Regions from separate parts of the Homo sapiens genome. Here region 1 is linked to region 2. The links are chromatin loops, found by intact Hi-C in ENCODE. Cell type or tissue: MCF 10A. All regions are shown on one strand.

Region 1 (4,000 bases), 110 kb before region 2:
AGACGGGGTTTCACCATGTTGGTCAGGCTAGTCTGGAACTCCTGACCTTAAGTGATCCACCTGCCTCGGCCTCCCAAAGTGCTAGGATTACAGGCATAAGCCACCGCGCCTGGCCCCATTACAATTTTTAAAACAATGTTTTATATTTATTTGTATCTTTTGGAGACTGTTTTCTTTGAAAAGGGCGGAACACTGGTGGAAAAAGGCATGCCTTAGCCAAGGTCATATATTTTGGTATGAACTAACAAAAGTCATTTATGATTCTGATTCTTAAAATAAAAGCTCCATCTTTCATCTTTATTGAATTTGTGTAGAAACAAAATTGCAGTGAATGAAGCTATACCTCTGGAAGCAGGGCTTTCCTCTGGAATCTCTGGAAAACTGCAAACTCATTTAAAAATTATTTTTAATATTATATTCCTAAAAATGCTCTGAAAGTATTTCATCGTATGAAAATAATGTGACTGCTTTCATATTTTGATATGTTATTTTCTAAATTACTCTACTTGAAGAGTTTATTCAGCATTTGAATCACAACTGTCTTAAAACATCCCCAGTTCCAAATCAGTGGGCTCCAAATCAGTGAAGCTTTATCATATAGTTACTGCCTGAGGGCAGAAGTGACTTTAAGAGTCCTGTTTTCAGAATCTACACAAAGGGAGGAGGTGTTATCTGTAGGTGGGAAAACCTTTTTTTCACCTGTTCATTTAGCTGACAGTGATGTGGCTCTTCAAGCTGTTTTGCCTTCTACAAGTAGGGTCCACGAACGGGATGGCCCCCTTCACTAAGATTCTCCAGTGTAGACCCCCGGCATTCTTCAATGATGTATAATTGGACCAGACCACACAATGGGGCTTTAATAGCCTTTCTCTGTGGCTTGCAAGTTTGAAAAGGCTGGCTACCTACTGTCTTTTTTTGTGTACATTGATAGAAGGCCCAGTGCTCAAATTCTATGCATATTAGTGATAGTTTAATGAGTTTCCAGGGCTAAAGTGACTTTTTTACACTGTTTAATGATTTTCAGTTTAACTCTCTTTCTGAGTGGGATGTTGTAAAGATTAATTAGCCAATGTTCATAAAGTGCTTTCAAGCCGAAAAGTGCTGCACAAGCGTGTACAGACTCATTTGCTTCTTAGTCATTAAGGCTTTTTAGACCTTTGGCATTCTGAAACTACATAGTGAAGGCCAAATTAGTTGGTTTTTTTGGAAATGAGGGACTTCAGAAAGAGCAGAATAGCAGAATAGAGCAATATATATATGTGTGTGTGTGTATATATATATATATATAGAGAGAGAGAGAGAGACAGAGAGAGAGAGACATCTGTAACACTGGGACTGAAAAAAAAGATTAAAATATTTTGTTTTTCATTTTCTATTTCTACACTGCTTCAGTTTTTCTTACTGCCTCTTTTCAAAAATGTATTTGCCTGCTTCTCCTGCACATTTCTTTAGAAACTCCATAGATCATACTGTCATATGCGTATACATTGTGCAATTGAGTCTGACCCCAGAGGGCTGAATTGTCATGCCAATGAATGACACAGGGTAGAACATTTCCTACATTAACAAAGATTCTCTCTCAGTGTGCAATGAGTCATGAAGGTATAATATTGTCTCCATCCACAGTAATGTTTGGCCAATATATACATTGGAGGTTACCATGATTCAATTAAGCCTTTGATTGAGGCTGACAAAATACAAATTGGCTACCAATGACATAAAGAAGACCTAAAAGAAACCGGAGACAAAGGCAGATAATCTACCAAGATTTTGATTGGCAGCTGGCTTTTTAGCAGCATCAGTTGCACTTGATAAGGGAATAATATGTTTTAAGTACTGAGAGAAAATAAGTGTAAGCCTAGGATTGCATACCCAACTACCTTACCTTTTAAGATTGATTATAAAATAAACATATTCATACAAAACTAAAAGCATTTATCACCAATGCTAAAAGATACTCTAAAGGATTGTCTTTGGAAAAAAAATAAAACTATATCACAGAAAGAAGGAAGGAGGTGTTGGAAGGAATGAGGAGGAAAAAACTGGTACACATGTGGGTAAATCTAAACAAACATTAATAATAACAATAGTAGTAATGTCCAATAGGGCCAACATTTGGAAGGCCTTAACAGGGAGTTGAAATTTGAACTTTAGCCTGTATTTTTGTGAAAATATTGAAGGAATTTGAGCTGGCTAGTAATCCTCTCAGGGATGTAGCTGAAACTAGTGGTAAACTTGAAAATAGTAATGGTGTCATGCAATTTAGTGTACGGGCTGCATATTAACCCAGGGCCTGACGGGAGAAGGCAGTCGGGCGGCTCTTGTTAAATTGAGCTGATCTGTGCATTCCCAGTACAGTGAGTTGGGTGTTCATTTTGCCATTTGCTTTTGTTTGGATGCTGTTATAGGAGCATTAACTTGAAAAATTGGAGTACACAAAACAAGACAGCAGGAGTCTCTTTTGCCATTCAAAATGCCATGTTAAATGCCTTGTAATTGGCTTAAAATGGCAGAGTTTTTGTTGTTTTTCATCTCCACTAAAGGATAAGAATTGGAAGTATATTGTGATATAAGGAGTTTGTTACATTTGTATGAGAAAATTTCATGAAAGTGACATTTGCTAGATGTGTAAAATGGAGGAAGATTGTGGTGTTGCTTTTCCTGAGGTTGTGACAAGTAAATACCATTCATCTGTCAGGACTAAATTGAGGGGTGCTTTGTCGGACACAGTGGGGTAGATGAAAAGAACTAATACCGATCTGATTTGCATGCTTTCTTGATAGTACATTGTACTATTCATGAAGAATAGCTTATACTACTTGGAAAAAGTATTTGCAAATTCTAAATTTTTAGATTAAAAACTAGGTTTAACAGAAACAAGATTGGATGAGGATGAAGAGATTTGTGATTGACTGACAGTTTGATGTTGGGCTGTTCCTAGGCTTCCGGGGACACTGCAGTGTTCCCACTGGGCTAAGACTGGAACCTCTCTAGCCATGTGTGGAACACAGCCTGGTTCCTGGTCCCTGATTCATTTTCCACGCTATAGCTGGACGCACACCACAGGACCCTCACCTGTGGGCCCAGCTTTGCCACAGCCCCTATCTGTGAGCAGTTCTGTGTCTCATTAAAACATAGTGCCTCACATTTCATACCTGATGGGCCCCTTCCTTTCTTCTGCCATTTCCCTCCCTTTCACTACCAAGAGTATAAGCTGATCCTTAAAGCTCCACCTGGAGGCGAGGGCCCTGCTACCTGCTGACAGGCTCAGTTTCTTTTCTGCCCCAACTTTCTACTCTGGCCTTCATAACCACACTCTGATGCCTATCAGTGTGGTCTGCTCTCTACCTAGGATTTCCCTTACACCATCTGCTAGACAAATTGCCCCCTGAGAATGGTTGCCTTGTTATCTCCGGAAACTGGGTTTTGCCTGCTCTACCAGAACTGCTTCCTGCTTCTGCAGTCTCCTGTGACTGCTCATACACTGGAATAATGGAGTGCTAGTCTTAGTCATCTATCTTGCATTGCAGTTAACCAGACTATCATATTAATTGTATGAAAGATATGTATGACTTTGGGAAGCTGGAGAATGTAGAAGTTAAGAAGGTAGATCTTAGGGTTAGGCCACTTGGATTCTAAATTAAGCTTCTCCATTTGCTATCTAGGTGACATTGTTAAGATTTGTAAAGAGTCTGATTTTACTATACAGTACATGCAGGCTAGCAAGTTAGTCTGCCACAGTCTCATGGATGCTGACAGAAGACATGAGACTCCTGGATCAGTGACAAAAAAACAGTTTATTACTCACAACAATAGCAATAGTTTGAGCATCAGCATTTTTGCTGGTTCCCTGACCCCAGTAATAGCACATATAGTAGATTGCATGACAGCAGAGGAACCTGAAATGTAAGCAACCCAAATCTTTTATAATGAACGGTGAGCCTGCCTGACCTCTGTCTAGAGGGAGATATTGTCTTTATTATACTGGATAGTAAACACT
Region 2 (4,000 bases):
GTACTCTTTTTCTATGTGCTTATTTACCATTTGGATGTCTTCTTTTGTGAGCTGTCCAATTTTTTTGCCCACTTTTAATAGGATTGCTTGTCTTTTTATTGTTGACTGGAAGAGTTCTTTATACATCCTGGATACTAGTCCCTGGTCAGATATATGTATTGTCAATATTTTCACCCAATTTGCAGCTTGCTTATTCATTTTTTCATGGTGTCTTTTGATAAGATTTTTTCATGGTGTCTTTTTAGCTTTGATGAAGTCTAATTTATCAGTTTTTTAATTTAAAGCTTATTGCTATTAGTGATCTAAGAAACCTTTGCCTACCCACAAATCAAGAATATATTGTACTGTTTTCTCCTCTAAAAGCTTTTTTGGGTTTAGCTTTTACATTTTGCTCTATGATTCATCTTGATAGCCATTGAGGTTCATTTTTAAATAAAATATTTATCATTTATTAAAAAGTTCTTCTTTTTCCATGGGATCACTTTGGCACCATTGTTTAAAAAATAAGTGTTGGCCCATTTCTGTTCTGCATTCTTTTCCATTGATTGTTGATTCTGAGCTCTTGCATTTAAAAAATATTTATTAACTCCAATGTGGGCTTAAATTCTGCTATTATAATTTGAGTTCTTTTGAAACTGTTCCACATTTTAACCATCTCTGTTGTTGTCTATATATTCATTCACTGAGTAAATGTTTGTTGAGCTTCTACTTTTTGGTAGTCACCATTCTCCATACCGAGGACTCAGCAGTTAAAAATCAAACAGTATTCATATTGTCATGAACCTTATATTCTAGTAAGACAGGCAGTAGACAAGTAAACAAATAAATTAGCAAGATAAATTTATTATACTGTATCATAAAGAAAATAAAGCAGGATGTTTTAATAAAAAGTGACTAAAAATATGGGGCTACTGTGGATACATTCAGGAGAGACCACCCTGAGCAAGTGACAGTTGAACTATGTTAACTCATTCTTCTGTTTGTTTTATAAATTTCATTCAAACATATTTTGCCTATATGGTTTTCTGATCCACTTTCAATGATGCTCTTTCTTCTTGTATCTTTGAAGATACTAAGCATAAGATTTCTAAAAGGTTGCATGCATGAAACAATTATCAGATGTATTAAAACATTCTCTCTGGGTTTTTAGGGTGCTTCTCTCCTTCCCTTGGACTGCAGTGTTTGCCAACAGGCAAGACTTTGGGGTTGCCCCTGAGCTCTTTTGTGGTCCACTTATGTCCTGTTGAATCTCCTTGGTTAGATATACAAAAGGGGAGCAAACTTATGTACTAATATTTAGTTACTAGGCTGATTCTCAGCATCTAGCATGTAGACATAGATCTAGTGTACTCCTGCTAGGCTGAGATGGAATATTCTTCCCCCCATCAGGTCTCAGTGGATTCTGGATCCCTTATGTATAGAAATATGTCTATGGGTCTGGTTCACCATTATGTGCCCAGTACCAGCAGCACACAGTAGGCATGTAGGAAATGTTTGTTGAGTGGATCAAGTATAGTAAAATACAAATAAAAATCATAATTAAAGTACAAGAATCTCAATCCTCAGCATACGCTGCTACGAGGGTTTTTGAATGAACTACAGTTAGGTGATTAAAAGGGCAGGCTTTAAAATTAGACTGTTAGAGGCTGGGCACGGTGGCTCACACCTGTAATCCCAGCACTTTGGGAGGTCAAGGTGGGAGAATTGCTTGAAGCCAGGAGTCTGAGACCAGCCTGGGCAATATAGCAAGATCTCATCTCTACAAAAGGGAAAAAAAATTAGCCAGGCATGGTGGCATGCACCTATAGTCCCAGCTACTCAGGAAGCTGAGGTGGCAGGATCCCTTGAGCCCTGGAATTCGAGGCTGCACTGAGCTATGATCATGCCACAGCCTGGGGAAGAAAGCAAGACCCTGTTTCAAAAAAAAAAAAGAAAAATTTTTTTAATTAGACTGTTAGGATTATTCTTAAGGTTTTTTTTTAACCTTTGTTCTGAGACTATTAGGATTTTAATTTCAGCTGTGCTACTTTTTTACCTGTGCATCTCAGGGCAGGTCAATTTCTCTGTGCTTCATTGTTCTCACTTCCCAACCTTGTGGGATTGTTAATAACGATGAAGTGAATTAACGCCAGTAAAATCTTTACCACTGTGTTCATATAATGTCAAAAGTAGTAGTTATTTATATTATAACATCCCCCACCCCCCACCATCATACAGTGCTTTATTTGCAGTGACTCTTTCCCACAAGATGAAAGCGAATACTTCAAAAACAGCTACCATTCAGTAGAAGGTGAACTGGTTAATTTTCTGGTTAGCACAGATCCTGGGTCTCTGAATGAGAGCTCAGACAGTACAGAAAGGAACACTGCCCTCTGGAGACTGCTTTCAGAACAATGCCTTCCCATCTTCTTTCAGACCAAGGGGGACTGCTTCATTTTGGGGGTGGAGATAAAGCATGGTTAAGCTACTAGTTATTTTTCTGAGTCCAGCTGCATCTGCCTTATACTTGGTGAAAATTCTTCTCATATTCTAGTAGTAGGTTATCAGTTTTAGTTATTGATGGTTTCTAGGTTTTCATTTAGGTATTCTGTGGAAAGTGGGAGAACTTACATGGAGAATCAGCCGTGAGGTATCATTTTTTAGAAATAAACTTTATATTTTATGACAGTTTAGATTTACAGAAAAATTGGGAAGATAGTACAGAGAGTTCCCTTATACCTCATACCCAGTTTCCTCTATTAAGATATGGTACATTTGTTATAATTAATGAACCATATTGCTATATTATTATCAACTAAAGTCCATACTTGATTCATATTTCCTTAATCTTAACCAAATATCCCCTTTTTGTACCAGGATCTCATTCAGGATACCCTATTACATTGATTCATCATGTCTCCTTAGACTCTCCCTGGCTGTGATACTTTTTCATACTTTTCAATTTTGTTGACCTTGACAGTCTCGAGCAAACTGGTCAGGTATTTTGTAGAGTTTCCCTCTATTAGAATTTGTTCAATGTTTTCCTCACGATTACACCAAAATTATGGGTTTGGGGGAGGAAGGCACAGAGGTTAAGTGCCATTTTAATCACATCATATCAAGGGGACATACTATCAAAATGACTTACCATGATTGATGTTAACCTTGATCGTCTGGTGGAAGTAGTGTTTGTCAGGTTTCCCCAATGTACAGTTACTCTTTTTTCCTCTTTCTACACTGTAGTCTTTAGAAGGAAGTCACTATGCACAGCTCACACCTAAGGAGTGGGGAGTTATGCTCCACCTCCTTGAAGAGGAATTATCTACATATATTATTTAGAATTCTTTTGTATGGGATATTTGTCTCTTCTCTCTGTTTATGTGTTTATTTATCTCAATATATTTATATACTCAGGATATATATACACCAATATTTGTTTTACACTTAGGGTTATATTCCACTACTCCTTTCTTCATCAGATATCATTTTATACCAGAATCCAGTAAGGTAATTTTTTAACAGCAACAAAAAAGAACTTATGTGTATGCACAAATGGTGCTTCTCTGCAAATAGTCTGCAGGGGAGTCTATGTACTACTTCTAATAATTATATCATCATTTAAATATGTTTGAAACACTTTAATGGAAACCATGAGATTTGTAAGATAAATAATCATTAATGTTACGAATGGATCACCTATTATGTGCCAAGAACTCGATTTTCACCAAAACAGCATAGAGTAGACTACGACTATGTAAATTTCATAAGCTGTAGTACAATCTCATGTGATTTCAGTCTAATAGAGGACAGAGATAAATGAAAGTATGATTACTGCCAAGTGTAACGAGCTCCAAGAAAGAGGTAGATATGTTAGGGGAAGCATAGAGGAGGGGGCATCTTGTTCAAAGTCAGACATAACTGCTTTGCATAGAAGGCAATTTCAGAGTGACAGGTAGCAGTGAGCTATACAATTTCTAAAGACAACTAGCAGGAATGCTCCATGGAGAAGGAAAGTCATAGG

Evidence for each region. Hi-C counts contacts between places; a loop is a spot of excess contacts. Peaks named below come from ENCODE experiments on the same cell type or tissue, not always from the same donor. Only the 100,000 strongest peaks of a DNase experiment are listed, where the experiment ranks them.
Region 1: it touches region 2 in a loop (23-fold over the local background); 8 of 110 quality-filtered maps call a loop at or near these places.

Annotation. Positions count from the first base shown.
Region 1 is chr2:177,907,717-177,911,716 of GRCh38, reverse strand. All of the region lies in intron 2 of PDE11A (phosphodiesterase 11A), which reads left to right. Among named protein-coding and RNA genes, the nearest start is that of PDE11A, 160 kb to the left of the region's middle. In MCF 10A, no CTCF peak of the experiment used is centred here; a DNase peak (open chromatin) is centred at 1,526.
Region 2 is chr2:177,798,115-177,802,114 of GRCh38, reverse strand. The region is part of intron 9 of PDE11A (phosphodiesterase 11A); the gene reads left to right. Among named protein-coding and RNA genes, the nearest start is that of PDE11A-AS1, 130 kb to the right of the region's middle. RefSeq lists an enhancer at 3,825-4,000. In MCF 10A, a CTCF peak has its summit at 2,373 (motif pointing left); no DNase peak of the experiment used is centred here.